Linked DNA regions of Homo sapiens: regions 2 and 3 are each linked to region 1. The links are chromatin loops, found by intact Hi-C in ENCODE. Cell type or tissue: heart right ventricle. All regions are shown on one strand. Each heading gives the region's core, and the rest is flanking DNA. Links, peaks and the distances in the headings are about the cores only. Region 1 has its middle 43 kb from the start of LINC00326. Region 2 has its middle 31 kb from the start of LINC00326. Region 3 has its middle 24 kb from the start of LINC00326.

The links. Peaks named below come from ENCODE experiments on the same cell type or tissue, not always from the same donor. Only the 100,000 strongest peaks of a DNase experiment are listed, where the experiment ranks them.
Region 2: it touches region 1 in a loop (3-fold over the local background); 15 of 110 quality-filtered maps call a loop at or near these places.
Region 3: it touches region 1 in a loop (9-fold over the local background); 14 of 110 quality-filtered maps call a loop at or near these places.

The regions. Positions count from the first base shown.
Region 1 is chr6:133,128,313-133,133,928 of GRCh38, forward strand. No RefSeq gene overlaps it. Among named protein-coding and RNA genes, the nearest start is that of LINC00326, 43 kb to the left of the region's middle. In heart right ventricle, for the core only: a CTCF peak has its summit at 2,864; a DNase peak (open chromatin) is centred at 2,769; H3K27ac peaks cover 2,402 bases.
Region 2 is chr6:133,054,667-133,060,282 of GRCh38, forward strand. No RefSeq gene overlaps it. Among named protein-coding and RNA genes, the nearest start is that of LINC00326, 31 kb to the right of the region's middle. In heart right ventricle, for the core only: no CTCF peak of the experiment used is centred there; no DNase peak of the experiment used is centred there; H3K27ac peaks cover 639 bases.
Region 3 is chr6:133,060,773-133,066,388 of GRCh38, forward strand. No RefSeq gene overlaps it. Among named protein-coding and RNA genes, the nearest start is that of LINC00326, 24 kb to the right of the region's middle. In heart right ventricle, for the core only: no CTCF peak of the experiment used is centred there; a DNase peak (open chromatin) is centred at 2,351; H3K27ac peaks cover 1,805 bases.

The sequences.
Region 1 (5,616 bases), core at 216-5,215:
GATTAATGACTCACACTAGAGATGGGCTGTCCCCTTGAGAAACAAGCTTAGCAGAGTGTCAGAGACATCCTGTCAGCACCATTGTGAGGCTGTTCTGCTAGTCTTTGGCCACTATGTAGCCACATGGGAACAATGAGCCGATCAGTTCAGTCTCCCACGGCCTTTTATGAAGGCCTGTTTGATGTTGCCTCCAGAAGCTTCTGCTAGGGGTCAATACAGGATAAGAATATTCTTCAATAGTAACACTATACAGTGTCTCCAATTGTTACCTTCCATTCTGTTTTCCATCTGGATTTATGTTCTGCTCTACTTCTGCCCAGTTCACCAGAAAGAGTTATACAATGAATACAGATTACCACATAGCCCAAGAAACTCAATGCCAAGATAAATGCCTGATGTTTCCTGCCACCCTACAAAATTTACAACACAATCCCCCTCATTATCAAACTTACACAGATAAAGTCTCTGCAATGGGATGCAACCTTACCCAACTTTTCCCCAAAATAAATTCAATTTCCAAGAAAATGAATCTTCTCTCCTTTGATCCACTGATAAATGAAGGCCTGCAATATTAACATCTTTACATCAAGGCCATCTCCCTGCCATTTGCTCCCATTCTTTCACTGGAACATGTGTAGCAACTTCAGCAAACTACAAAACTGGCCATTCTAACTGTAAGTTTGTTATATTTTTCACATTCCCAAAATTCCACAGAATTGAAAGCACACATGAGAACCTTACTAATCTAACCCCATATCCATTCACATTGAAAAATAAATTATTCAAGTGTCACTGCATTTATGCAGTAGAAACCTTTTCAAGAATAAGTGCCTGAAACCCACAGATATCGTACAACAGCCGCTCATCAAACTCAGAATAAAATAACTCCAGGCCATGGTCTCCAGGGACCCACAGGACCTCACCCTACCTACCTCTCCTACCCATCCTCTCTCACGGCCTTTCATTTGGCATGTGCAGCCACGCACCAACTCCTCCTAGTTTGCCCAGAACTTTCCTGCTTTTAGCATTTAAAATCCTGTGTCCTGGCAACCTTCTCAGTCCCAGGTAAACTGAATAGCTGGTCATCCTATCATGGGTGTTCATGCAGGCTGGTTTCTCTGCATGGAACATTCTTCTCCAAGGTGCTTCTATGGCTTATTCCTTCTCATCATTCAGTTCTCTATTCAAATAACTCTTTTCAGAAGGGCCATCCCTAACCACCTGTAGTAGTATTTATCAGTCGGTATCTAACAAAGTATGTTTTCCTTTTCCATTTAGTTACTTGTATGTCTCCTCCTCTAGCATGTAAACTACATGAAGTGCCAGTGCTATATCTTCTCTATTGTATCTCTGCCTCTAAGACCTGTGTTTAACACATGGTAGCCTCTCCAAAAATATCTGTTGAGTGAATGAATCATTTTTTATTCTAGTCTAGTTGTTATGTCATAAACCACAGGCATCACAATCATCAATATCAACACAAACAACAATTGTGTTCATTCATTCTTTCAGCAATTTAGGCTGGGTGCAGTGGCTCATGCCTGTAATCTCAGCACTTTGGGAGGCTGAAGTGGGCAGATTGCCTGAGCTCAGAAGTTCGAGACCAGCCTGGGCAATATAGGGAGACCCCATCTCTGTGAAAATAAAAATACACAAATTAACCAGGCATGGTGGTGCATGCCTGTAGTCCCAGCTACTCTGGAGGCTGAAGTGGGAGCATCACTAGAGCCTACGAGGTCAAGGCTGCAGTGAGCTATGATTGCATCAAGGCACTCCAGCCTGGGTGACAGAGTGAGACCCTGTCTCAGAATGAAATAAAATAAAATAAATAATAAAATATAATACAATTCAACAGCTTAAAATTTAAGAGCTAGTAAAATTTTGTAAAATCTGGCAAGCTAGCAACTAGGGGAAGCCACAGGATTCAGTCTGTCCATGAAAACTGTACTTGCTGAAAATGTTGCTTCCTTCATGCCCCTTTTGGAACTGATAGGACTCGCTTTCCCCCATTCTAACATGAGTCATTTCTTCAGATCTTGGGGATGCCACCTTCTGCAAATATTGTCTGTGGACCCATACATGGCAGAAGGGTAGCCATGTTCCTGAAACCTTATCCCAAGCATACACAGTACCAGATGCCTAGAACAAGTTCTGGCAGCTTCTTCAAATTCCAGGTTCTTTTCTGTTATTTCTAATTCTAAGGTTTTCCAAAATAGAATTGCCTCCCTGACCCACAGATTTGTTCATCCCAAATTACCACACCATACCACTTAGAAACACTCCCTCCTTAGCTCCCCAACGTTCCTTTATAGGTTTTTGGCACTGGAGCCACTAGTAAAAGGCCTTATACACCAGAAGGACAGCAGATGACTTTGCAGCTCCCAAAGAATATCAGGCATGATGGGGTGGGATGCAGATAGGCCCTTTTTAACTTTAAGTTCCTTTTTTAGGTTGCCAGGTACAAGACTTGATAACTTAAAAGTCCCTCCCAGCAATGGACAAGTGACCTCATTTAAAAATCTGATTGGAATAAACTTCACCCAGGCCAGACTCTCCTTAGCTTTAAAGATTAACAAAAGGTGCAGAGATTGTAGTGTCTACATCCCTGCACCTCCAGAGAGTTCTCTGGTAACTCTGCCAGGAAGGTAGGTGGGCCCCTTGAGCATAAGTGAATTGGAACAGCCTGTTTTAAAACAGGCACCAGAACCTGGCTACAGAATGTTTACTGTGCAGTCTCCTGGAGTGACTAAGTGGGCAGGCATCTCCAGGAGCCCAGCCAGGAGAGCCCTGCTTTGGAGAGACACGTCCCCACCTCCCACATGCTCCCAACCACCACCCTCTCTGCCTTCCTGCCACTGGGTGTGCAATGACACAGGAGACAGAGTGAGTCTATCTGAGGTGCTATAAAATCCATCAGTGCATATGAAGAAGAAAAGCTAAAACCGTGGGGACCACAATTTATTTCCAAATTTTATGTCCTTCAAAATCATGTTGCACATTCCTGGTTAGAGGCAGCAGATTGTGATGTTGGTTTGCTGCTTGTGGAAAAATGCTGAGGCCCATCAATATCATGGGAAATCCTTTAAGAGACTGCAAAGATTCTGTTTTTTGGAGAGTGGGCCTTTTCTACCTGGCAAAACTCTGGAATTTCAAAGGTAGAACTCAGCCCTCTTCTCTGTTTTCGCTCTCAACAGACCTCAATCCTCTTCAACTTCGGGGGCTTTGGTCTGGGCTCTAAGAAATGAAACATATTCCCCAATGGGTTTTCTTTCTTTTTTAATAAAAATATCAAAGGCATACTTATCGGTGGCTGAGGAGGGAAAGCTGTGGCAAAGGCTATTTTTTAACTGGAACATGCCCCGTGTTGTGCCTCACTCATCCAGGGGCGCTGGAAGATTGATGGTTGGACATGTGGAGGGAACTGCCACTGATTGAAATCAGACAACTGCAAGCTGTGCAGGAGAGCCAGGGGAACCCATTTTAACCACAGCCCTCCAGTCTTAGCACATTTGGACAGGGCTCAGAGGAGCTGGGCAACACTAGGAGGCCAAGGGCAGAAGGAGGGGCCGGGAAAGGCTGAAGGATGTACACTTCTCTGTGTCTCTAACTCATCTGCGCCTTTTAAAAAAAGCACCGGGCAAGACAGAACACTCCTTGCCAATGATCAGCCATGGGCCTTGGGATTTGAAATGAAAAATAATCAGTCCGCTTGCACAAGCAGAGAAAAGAGATAAAAATGATAAAGCCTGCTGTTTCACTGACCAAAACCCCTGATGCTACTGTCCCTGAATTTTGGGCAGGATTCTTTTATTTGCTTTTCAACAGGCAGGGGCCAGGGAGGAAGCCATGGGAAATTGTCAGTGTGTTACTTAGTACCCATCACCAGGATTGTAGCCAGAGTTCAGTGTTGTTAACAATTGTGCAGCTATGCACTTGAACTGAGACATTTTTATTTCATTAGGGGTGTCGGTTTACAGCCATTAGCTAAGCAGATTGGCCAGGACCAAAAGGCTTTTTTTTTTTTTTTTTAAATGTGTTATCGCCAGATCTCTCTTCTATTATTCAGGTCTTTAAAAAAGAGAGAAAGGGAGGGAGGGCGGCTGTAAGGACAATTATGTTTTGTGACTTGTCTCTATCCTCTGGCCCGAACAGTCTAAAGTAGGTTTTATTAGAAATCATTATTTAGATTCCAGCCCAGGAGCATTATCGATCGCCTGTGTATAATGGTTCCCAGATCACAGAAAGTAGCAGAGAGGGTCTCTGCTGGGCCGACATAATGTCAGTGACAATTCATTTTTTGCCAGTTAGGATGCTGGTTTAATATCCTGAAAAAGGCACTTAACACCACCCTTTCATAACATCTGTCAGGGCCCGTCCAGTGGCTTGTTTCTCACACTGTGGGCTCCCAGGCAGTTTAGGGCCTTTCTCTGAAACATGCTTCTCTCAGAGGCCTCCGAATTCCTCAGACATTCAACCAGCCCCAGCCCCGGGGCCCAACACTCGCAGACCAGCTGTTACAACTTTCCAGGACGCTCCTAAATTTTCTAAATGTGTGCCATATAAAAATAAAATTGAGGACGGTGAGTGTTCAGGAGCCCTGTGTGTGAAGAATATAACTCATCCGGCGGCTTGGGCCCATTATTTCCACATTCTTCCGCAGCTCTCAGTTTCACCTCGGGCCTCAGAGCAGTTCAGCGGGAAGCTCAAGGCCTGAGATTTGGGTCAAGTGATCATTTTTTTTTTTTTTTTTTTTACTTTTTCTGCCTTAGTTTTCTTTTAAAGTCCCCCTTTTATTTGGAAACTTTTTTTTAAATACAAAAATATTGAAAGAAAAGTAGAAGGTACTCTACACCTGAATTTAACACTTGTTCAAATTTTGTCTCTGCTGTAGTTTGTTCTCTCAGGCACACTCACATACACACTCAACACACTCACACGTTCTCATCCATGTTCACACACAGGGTCATGCTCACACACTCACACATTACCACACACACTCACACGCTCACACTTGCGTGCAAAATCACATTCACATATTCTTCTTACACATACTCTTGAACTCTCTCTCACACAAACAGACATACCCATACAGTTTTTTCTGGACCATTTAAAAATAAGTGGCAGACATCCTGACACTTTATCACTAAGTACCATACAACATACAGCATTTCCTAAGAACCATACAATAATAATCACACCTAAGAAAATTAGCAATAATTTTGTGATATAATCTATGATTTCTTTCATATTCATATATCCCCACTTGAGCCCAATAGGTTTTTATAGTTATTTTTCCCCTAATCCGCAATCTAGTCAAGATGCATTAATTGCATTTGGTTGGTCTTTGTGGGTTGTGCTTTTTTGCATGTGTTTTTTTTAATGTTGCCTTTTTAAAAACTCCAGGTTAGTTGTCTTATAGAATGTTCCTTCATTTTATTTTTGTAAGCTCTGTAAATGAAATATCACATACAGTAAAGTACTCAAATATTAAGGGAACTGTTCCAAGATTTCCTTTAATGAAGTAAAATAGACTTGTGTAACTTCTACCTAGACTGGGACATGGAATATTACCTGTATCCATAAGCATCACTCAAGCCTCCTCCCAGCCATTGCTGT
Region 2 (5,616 bases), core at 308-5,307, 74 kb before region 1:
GCGCTTAGCACAAATGCCTACTGTTTAAATAAATAGCTAGATTACAAATCTCCTTTCCAAATAGCTCTTGAATTTGACTCTTCCTCTTTACTCTCACCGCCTTAAAACTTTTTGCCTGGAATACTAAACCTAAATTGGCTTCTTCAACTCTAGTCTAACTCTGCCCTGGCAGAAAGGTGATCTCCGAAAAACATGTGACATTACAGCAATAATACAATTTATATGGGGGTCCACAGAAATGGAAGATGGGGAGGCCTAGAAATGCAAGGCCTTATTTAACAAATTTGAGACCAAAGTGATAAAAGGAAAGGCCTTCTTGAATGTTCTAGGTCCATCGTATTCAGTCAGACTGAAGGCTAGTTGAAGGTAGGAGGGACAGTATTAGGAATTTCTAACAGGGGTCCCCTAATGCCTCCTTACACTCTTTTCTGAAACATTCCCAAGACTTGCTTTGATTTGGGGGCAGATTCCTGCTTGAGCAGAAGTGTGGTTGATTGAGCTCTGTGTGGGCACTGGCTTCTGGTCAGACAGGCTTAGGTAAAGGATAAACTTTCTAAATCAAACCAGGCCATATACTGACATTTTCAGATGGAAGTTGGAGCACAGCACAGCTGCTTTGGCACAATGCAAGGACTTCACTTCGTTCCCCATGTCTTTCCTGAGCTGGGGTAGGGGAGGAAACAGCCAGAAAAACATGGATTTAAACTGCACCATCTATGATTTAAGTTACGCATAGGCATTTCCTGCTCTGAGTCCTATATAGCATAACAAAATTCACTGGACTTTGCATTTGGCAGAGAGAGGAGTCTCTCCTGCTGAAAAGTATGAGGACTCTCCCACCAAAACAAACCAAAAAAAATTTGGCTTCCATAACTGACCTGCTAGCCCTCTGGATCACTGTGAAAAAAAGTCAGAAGGGCAGAGCTGTATCAGCGTGCCAGGAGCAAAGAGGGTTAGCATGTCACCAGGGAGAACTGCAGGCTTTTAAACCCCTTTTCAATTTCAGAGCAATGGTAGCAACAGAGCCAGGGACTGGGGAAGGGTGAGGGGGCCCATGTGAGGCTGATTTGGGCATCACATTACAGGGCCGGAGGGACTGGAGAAAGGGAACATTTGGCTCTCATTACAGAACAAAGGGACAGGGTGCTAGAAAACAGAGCGAATCTGGGTCAGAGGTACCTGAATCTCCCACAGGTGCAGTAGTCAATTTGCACATCTCCACTCAGGAGGGAGCCTCCCAAAGCTGTCTCCTGCAGTCCGCATTTGCCAACAATAACATTTTACCAGGAACGCAGCTTGTCAAAACCAGCATTATAACTCAAGCAGTGGCGTGATGAAAATAATGTTTTCTCAGGGGCCAAGCTCATTGCTATTGAGAAGTTAGACCTGTTAGCACGTGATTTTCACTAAATCTCCTCCAAATAGTCAAAATCTTTATATAATATTATTTTTTACAAGCCTCCTCTAATAAATTGTTTACTTTTTCTTGGAGGGGGTTGGTGGGAAGAAGGGAAGACAGAAAATCTATGATTCTTATTAAGGGTGGATATTATTGATCATAATTCAAAATCTAAACTTTACATCTTCCTTAATTTTAACAGAGTTGTGTATAATTTGATCGAGAGGGAACTACTTTTATTTTTCTTCAGTTTCTTTTTTCTAATTAATTACTCTTGTGCCCCTTTTCTCACCCTGCCTTCTGATGCAGCATCATTTTGAAAATCTCTATTTTTCGGCAAGGCAGTGATTGGTTAAAGTTTTGGGTGGGGGGGGCTTTCCTGTCTTTTGACTATTGCTCTGTTTTTTTCTCTTTTGAAATAATCCCAAGCCTTAGAAGGGCGAAAGATCAGCTCAGATGCCACGCTGCCTGAAGATCTGCCAACTTACCACCCAAACCTTGTAACTGTATTTTAAGTCATTAACGACGAAGCCCCAGAAATGCTGGTGGAGGGTATGTTTCATCTAAAACAATATATAAGTGTATAAGGAGAGAAAAGCAGGCCTCAGGTATTTGCAGGGGTCCTGTTATGTGGTGGTTGTGATGAAAATAGGCTTAGTGATTTTAACAGCTGGCAATTTATTAGCAAACCTGGTCCTACTAAAAAATATGGAAAATCAGAATTGATGTAGAGTGTTAATTGCAAATCCTTTATATTTGCAAGACTTCTGTATTGTGTTAACTTTTACTATTGCAGGGAGCAGACAACCTTTTGGAGCAAAAGGTGGGCAAATGAACTTCTTTTTCAAACACCACTCCATAGGGATGCAGGCTGTGTCTGCCTGTGTCATTTGGTCTAGAGGGCAAATAATTTTCCTTCATGTGAGTGGGCAAAACCATGTAAAGAGTCTTGCAGGCTTAACTAGTGTTGCTTTTGAGAATCCCTTCATAAGGCTTAATGTTGGAGTTGCCATTTTCAAGCTACATTTGTGGTGGTTCTTTCTCTAGGCACATCATCCTAAGAGGTTGCCTTCCTGTTGGCTGAGCTCTTATACACAGTAATTGAAAACAACACATTTTCTGCTGCCAACTGGTGTCACCGAAGTGATCACTCTCTCTTTCTACTTTAGATTTAACAATGTGGTAGTGGATGAGATGGGAGACATGCTCTAAGTGTTCAAAATGAAAAACACCAGAACACAACCGTTATTTTATGAAAGAGGCTGGAAAATGGTTAGTAAAGAAATCACAGATGTGTTTCACAGACAAGGGGGAGGTGAGGGTAGTGCTACACTCTGAAAGTAGCATGACAAGCACAATATCTTCCTAATTTTGCTCAACACATTACTTTTTGGATTTCCCTAGCTTTATTTGGTGGTGATGATGGTGGGGGGTTGTCTTCACTTTCCAGAGGATCTGTGTGATTGTTCATGTTCATGTGTGTGTATGTGTGTGCATGTGTGCTTGTGTGCGTGCATGTGTGTGTGCGTGTGTGTGTGTGTGTGTGTATGTGTGTTTATCCTCTAGGGAAACATAAGAGTATTTTATAGAATATTGACCACAGTTGTTTACCTATAGCCACACTAAATAAAGGCAGCTAGATGAAACATGGAAAGAACTACTCTCTCAAATTAGAAATTACATTTTTCAACTCTTGCCCAAAAAAATGAAATGCAAAGAATGTGAATATATTTAAAATGGTAGACCACTCAAAATGGACCTTATGTTCCTTATGTTTGGCAAAAAGCCCTACAATAATAAATTGCTGACTTTTGCCTTAATTTTACTTAAATCTACAAAAGATTTAAGTGTTTTGAGCACAGGGATTTTGTCTCATTTTGCAGAGCCACATAGCAGGTATTCAGTATGTCTGACTAATCAATTAAGGATATTAATTCTGATTTATGGTACTAAATTAATATATAAGATGTCTAGTTTAACTGCTGAAAAGGATCTTGAATGAGTGTGTTTTTATAGATGACATTTGTCTATTTTCCTCTGTCTACAAAAAATTATAAAATAATGTTTTATTTATACTTTATTTTTTGACTAACCTTTTATGTGTATTTTAATAAATATACTGACAGAAGAATCACAATTTTAACTGACTTTTTTTAGATAGTTTAATTATATCTAAGTGACGTAATTGCTTATAATACTAAAAGAGACACACAAATATTTCTACCTATTAAGTGTTTGTGGTTGATTGTCATTTACAGCAAGTGATATCTAAGCAGAGTTCTGTGCTCTGACAGTTTCAGTAATCCCCAAAGAGAGAGGAGCACACCACAGGAACAAGAACAGTATCTCCAGGTCTACACTTGCCTTTGGTAAAGAGTTTTAAAATAAATTTCAAGGTAGTGCTACGCTTTCATAAGAATGTGTGTTTTGGTTGGTCCGTATCATAAGTGTCATTTTGGGGGACTTAATAAAAAAAACTATCTATTCAAATTCTTCATGTATTACAGATATTTAGTTTATATCATTAGATTAACTGTGGTAACTTTGCTCTCACTGAGTATCCGTTGGAAGAATTTTGATCTGTCTTTTCTAGAGAGGAATAATTTGCTTTTATTCTCAATTTAGAAATGTATAGATGGTGCTTACTGTATGTAAGGCACGATTTTAAGCACTTCATAAATCTGAATGTATTTAATCCCCATAACCCTATGAGGTAGGTACACGTATTTACAGATGAGAAAACCAGGGTACAGAGAAGCTGAGTAAATTTCCCCACAGCTTAACAGGTGGTAGGTAGAGGAGTAGGGCATTGATCCCATTCAGTCTGACACCAGAATCTTTGTCCTACTTTCTCTAGAATAGCATTGTGCAATACAAACATAATGTGGGCTATATATGTAATTTCAAATTTCCTATTAGCCACACTAAAAAAGCAAGAAATAAAATTTAATTTAAATAATATCTCACATTTGATGCAACAGTTAAAGTGAAATGTTGTACAAGGTTGACCCTTGAACAACATGCGCTTGAACTGCACAAGTTCACTTATACCTGGATTTTATTCCTCTTCTGCACTCTTGAGAGAGCAAAACCAGCCCCTACTCTTCCTCCTTCTCTTCCTCAGCCTACCTAACGTGAAGATGACAAGGATGAAGACCTATATGGTCATTTCCGCTTACTGAATAGTAAACATATTTCTTTTCTTTGTGATTTTCTTAGTACATTTTCTCTTCTCTAGCTTACTTTACTGTAGGAGCACAGTATATAATGCATATAATATACACAATATGTGCTAATTGACAGTTTATACTATAAGCAAGGCTTCCAGTCAATAGCAGTCTATTAGTAGTTAAGTATTTGGGGAGTCAGAAGCTCTATTTGGAGTTTTGACTGCTTGGGCTGTCGGTGTCCCTAACTCTCATGTTGTTTAAGGGTCAAGTGTACTTGCCAAATCAATATAGATGTGTTGAACAGAAATGTTTTACATGATGTCAGTTTTAAATTTTAAATTAATTAAAGTAAAATAAACTTAGTTCCACAGCTGCACTACCCACATCTTAAGCAGTCAGCAGCCTCCTATGTCTGATGGCTACCATATTGAATACTACAGCTTTGGAGAGTAAACTTTCCATAGAGGTATATTCCTTGGAAATAATTCCAGAGAATAAAATTGAGGAGAATTTAGCACATGAAATTGTGTTCTCCCTGTTACTCCAGGCACATTTTCATGGCAGAAGGAAAAATAACATTGGCTTTCAACTTCTAACTTACCACAGGGCCACACACCATTGGGTGAGCAAAAGAGTATCCTCTGACGGGACTTTCTGTTGAGTTTGTGTTCTTCAAGGGGCCATTTTCAACAGTGTTCAGACTCTGGCTCATCCGAGGGGACCTGTGTGCCTATCCAGAAGAAACATCACCACCAACAACCACAAGTGGAGGGAGAGAGGGACGGAGGGAGGGAGAGAGACGTTTGGATACATTCCCATCACTCACACATTAACAAGCTCTTTTTTTAAAAAAAAATTACACCTTACCGTGATTTTGTGTTTCCTTTTTAGATATAAATGTAACCAATAGCACTAAATATATCTGGAAGTTAGGGATGTTGAATCACAAATGAGGGACTAGGTTGACAGAGGACAGAGAAAAGAGCTGTTTTGTTGTTTTCTTTTGATCATTAAGAATCCAAAAATAAATCAAGAGAAAGCATAATG
Region 3 (5,616 bases), core at 402-5,401, 67 kb before region 1:
TGCAGAGGGCATTATGCTAAGTTAAATAAGCCAACACAGACAAATAAATGAATGCTCCTGTTTATGTGCAGAAGCAGAGTAGAATGGTGGTAGTCAGGGGCTGGAGGATGGGGAAACAGGGAGAAAAAGGGACAAGTTTTAGTTATGCAGGATGAATAAGTTCTGGAATCTAATGTACAGCATGGTGACTATAGTTAATAACACTGAATCATGTACTTAAAATTTGCTAAGAGAGTTGATCTGAAGTGTTTTCACCACACACAAAAAATCATAACTATGTGAGGTGATTGGTGATTGGATATGTACATTAGTTTGACTTTGACAATCATTTCACAGTGAATACCTATGTCAAATCACCACATTGTACAGCTTAAATAAATACAGCTTTGGCAAGTATACTCAAAAAAGATTGAAAATTACAAAAAACATTCTATATTAAATGTGGCAAATATGCATGCACTTTTTATTTATTCTATGAGCCTAGTACAAATTTAATTTTGCTAGCAATATTAAAGTCAATTAAGCTATGTTTTATTTACAATGGTGATAACTTTTTCACTCAAATCATTTACTATTAAAAGAAAAACAATTTTTATTATTGCATGAAACAAATATTTTTAAAAATTGATGTCAATGTTACCAATTATAATTCTTCTTTTCCATTTTTTTGTTGTTAATGAGGAAAAATATATTTAAATTTAAAAATATGTAAAAATTTAAAGTTCAATTTTTGGCTGAGTGGAAAATCCTATGGGATAAAATGGAAAGAGAAAGAGCCTCGGGGTCAGCAGACCTGGATTTTAATCCGGATTCTGTCACTTAAAAACAGTTTCTTTCTAAACTTGAATACTTTAATCTTTGTGAATTTCCAGTTTTCTGCCCTGTAGACTGGGGACAATAACACATATTTTGTAAGGCAGTAAAAAAGAGTAAATGAGAAAAAATATGGAAAATGCTTAGTTTAATATGCATAATGCTTGGCATATTAGAACACTAACTAAATGTTAATTTCTTTTCCATAGTTACATGAGCATTCTTTCATATCAATAGATCTTAATTCATCCAATGTCTCAGAATTTTTATTAGAAAAAATACTATTAAAAATTGTTTGATAATATTTTCAATCCTTAAAACTTCTGATAATTTGGCTTAATTATGTTCTTTTTTCATTAGAAGTTTCTAAATTATGTCTAATTTAATGATTGCAGTGATCAAAATTGACTCAAATGAGAAATCATTCAGGTTCTGAATTTCTAGAGGAAGAAAAGACAAAGTGGACAAAAAAAGGAAGAACGAATAAAATCTTGAACAATAGTATAGTAATTATACTGGTAGTAATTGAATAAAAAGTTATCTTCTGGATTAAACACTTAAGAGGATTTTTCCTTTACAGCCAATCCGTAGTGATGGGAGATCCACTGAAGTCATCTCATGATGTGTGTTGTCGGGCTATTTAAAGGCTGCTGTTTCACTTCCAAACTTCACTCCCTTCTGACGTCTTCAGTGCTGTTCACTTGGCAACCTTGGCTACTCTTCAGCAGATAATTTGTACTCTACATAAGCATTTAGAAGAACCCAGAGTTAAACCAAGGATAAGAGTCATCGGTAACATTTATAGTTACTGAACTCCTCACTATGTGTCACAAAGTGGGTCAGAGGGTGCATCTTTCAGGAGAAAAAGAACATTCTTTTAGTGCTATTTCTACTTCCACATTGATACGACAATGATTCCTACAGCTAAATTAAGGTTTGACCTCATGTGTCAAATGATTTTTGTTTAGTCAATAGATTTTTTTCTAAATGTTATCCTCTCCAAAAAAATCAGAAATTTAGCATTTAAGTTATGCATGATCACAAGTACATATATATATACACACACATATATATATGCAAGAACAGCCTTTTCTTGACAATAATTCAATGCGAGAAAAATTTAGATAAATGTATTGAATGTACAAAAGTGTAATAAAACCCCCTTTAGTTTAATAGATAAAAGAGCATTGTGGGGAGTTTTTTCTTTGCAGGGTTGGAGTATGTGCTCTGCTCATGGAAACCAGCTGTCATGCCACTTCCCAGCACTCGGAGGGAACAGAAACTTGTTTCTTCTCTACTGTTAAAGCAAAAGGGTGTGCCCAAGGCAAAGATTAGAGTGGCTGTGGATCTGCAGGTGGTTTTACGTATTTGCGGTGAGGTCAAAGAAACATCTTTTTTTGCACTTCTTCTTTTCTCCAAATTGGGCATTGCCTGAAATGGACGCATTCAGCAGCACTGTGGGATGAGATATGTACAAGGCATCATTTCCCTCTAAGGCAAATACCTTCACTGCTGGCAAACCTTCAGAATTTGCAAGCTCAGCCAGCACCTTTGACCCGGCCACACAGCTGACAGCACAGTTGGCAGTTGGTAGCTTCCATTTATCCTAGGTCAGCTCCCGAGGCATCGGCATAAAATGAAATAAAGATTTGAGCAGTCACTTCAGAAATGAAAATGGGAATGCCCAATAGTTTGCTTCAGTTTGCTCAGGCTGAGAACCATTTATTAAGCTGGTAAAATGGGAAAGTCATACATGAGAGTACCTGCTCAGGAGAAAGAAATAGATTGATCAGACACATTATCTAAAGATCCAGAAGAGAAATCCACTGATTTCTAACAGTCAACCCACTGATGGCTTGAGATGTAGTTGAGACTACCACACATTTCAGTAGGCAGATATTGTCACCTTCATATCCTCAGTGCCTAGCACTGTGCCTGGTAGTTTGTGCTTAGTCAGTGAATGTTTGCGCAATTAATGAGTAAAGCCCATATGTGTATATGTTTATAATAATTATTTTTTCTAGTTCATGTAACTAACGAATGAAATTCCCAAGTCATTGTTCTATGAGGAACAGGATGAGAAATAAGGAACTAATATTTTTCTTCCTACTGTATGCTAGACATACCAAATTTGCATAGTGAGAAATGGTCAAAACAAGATTGAAAGGTAGGTATGTTTCATGCTAAAGTCCATGGGTTTTTCACTTTACCTAAAACTTAAATGTCATCAGTTGCAAAGCATTTGGAGGAAACACTGTGTATAAGGAGATATTCATCAAGAATTCTATTTTAAATTATGATTATCTTTCTATATGACAGAAAAATACCACTTAAAATATAATGGATTGAAAAGATTCTTTTGAAGAGATACAAAATATACAAAAATATATACTAATTTGGAATAAACTTAGTAAGACATATGCAGAAACTAATGAAAACAAAGCTCTAAAGCTTTACTCAAAAATATATAAAACAATAAATGGAGAGATATATTTTGTTCTCTCCATTTATTATAATAATATATAGATGGGAATATATAATATATATAGATGGGTTATATAGAAGGGAATATATGATAATATATAGATGGAAATTTTCAACACTGTATAGTTGTCGCTTCTTCCCCATATTAATGTATACATTTAATGAAATTTTAACCCAATATGCACAAAAATAACTCTTCTTTGAAATTTGACCACTAGTTCTAGAATTTATTTGGAAAAATAAATGGAGGAAACTAGGCAAGATTGTTTTTAAAAGAAAAACAATAAGACCTACTTGCATTATCAGATATTAAAATAAATTATAAATCACATTACTTAGAGCAGTGTGGCACTGGCATTAGAATTTACAGCAGATCATTGGAAGCATAAATAAATTGGATAGATGATAAATACGTTAATAAATGATATGTGTAAAATGAATGTGATAAAGATGAGATTTCAAATTAGTGATGAAGTAACGGATTATCCAAGTAATGGTAATCAGATCTTTGGTTTAAAAATGCAAAAAAGGAGTTAGACGGCTGTTATATTAAAAAATTTTATTCAGGTGGTTTATAGAATGAAATATAATAGCTTAAAGACAAATGTCTTGCTGATCTTGGAGTGGAGTGTAGAGAAAATAAAAGAAAATATTGATAGATTTGGGTTGAAACATAAATAAAACCAAAAAGCAAATTACAAACTGTAAAAAATAGGATCAACATATTGCAGAAAGATTGTTAATATCTTCAGATTATAAACCATTTTAAACGAAAAGAATGAACATCACAGCATAAAAAGAGAGATATGAACAGGCAAGTCACTAGATGTATATGACCAATAAACTTGTACATAATTTTAAACATTCCTTAGTCATCAAAGACATGCTAATTAAAACAAGACATCATTCCTTGCCAAATCCATGGACCAGGGGATATCTTTCTTGCATTTGCAGTCTTGTTATAGATCTTGCCTCCCCTGCTGCTGTTGCCCTGGGTTGGGTTGGACAGAATTGTCTTCCACCAGTATTTGTTGGGCATCATTTTCTCCCACCTGAGCTGAAGCACTGAGGACCTCCCTCCAGATACCAAATACCTCCTCATTGCTCTTTGGATAAAATGGAGATATGGTTTATTTCCTTTCTGTGATACCTCCTCTTAGGGAAATACCTGCATCATCTTCTTTATTTCCCAGGGACTTATTAAGTTTTATTGGAATAGCTTTTCCTGGATTCCCCAGCCTTCTGTTGGACCAACATATGATCTTAATAAAGAACTGGCCAGAGAGCCCACTTCTAGCACTGGACCCCATGTGGCACTGAGACTGGAATAGCAGCTCCCTTCCAATAACTAAGTCTTTCTAGGGGTCAGGCTTATTTTGTTGGGGATTTCCTCTCAGGCTTCCTGCAATAGCAAAATCCCAAAGACTCCAGACATATTCACCCCTCTCTGATTTGCCCTTAGAGTTGAAGTGAGACAATCTCTCTCTCTCTTTTTTTTTTTTTTTTTGGTATCATATGCCCATGAAAGGGAGTTGATTTTTTTTCTTGTATATGTTTTAAAATTTCTCTAAATCTCTATCATGAACTGGCCTTACTTCTGTAATTTTAAAATGCTATTTTAAGAGTAAATATGTGTACTGAAAAATACAAATTTTATTTCGTGAGTTCCTAGCCCAGGGATGTTGACTCCTTAGCAAGACCTTTTTCCTGAGCTAAAGATCAAGATCTATATTTTACCTTATCCCAGGCAGGATAAGCAACATTTACAGATATTTTAAATTGAATAAATGGAAGTTGAAGTTAAGCCCTTAGTTCATTTTTAGATTTCTCTAGTTTTGTTAAGTCATCTGATTTTTTTTTTTTTTTTTTTTTGCTTTTAACGTATAGCTCAGTCTGTTAAATAGAAACTCACATCTTGACCCTGGCATTTAATAAATTCCTTTGAAGGTTGCTTTCAAAATAAAATAGAATATTTCCCATATTTGCTACAATTATACCTCCCACAAAACATGCAAAGGATATGTGAGAAAATGTTTCTAATTTACATAGTGTCTCCTAAAAGTTGGTTTGAACTTGGAAAAGAGCTAAAACTATAAATATTTTAAGGGTGTTTATGGGCAACTACTAATTTGTTCAAAGCTTACATTTCATATATTTAAACCCTATTATAATGACAAAGTTCTTGACATACACTGTGATATTTATGCTTTTAGATAGTTTACATACTTTATTTAAACAATTCTCATTTATTTACTCCATAAAGTTTGATTTTAAATTGTCTAGGAACAAAGATTATGGACTTTTTTGTTCTTTAAGCAT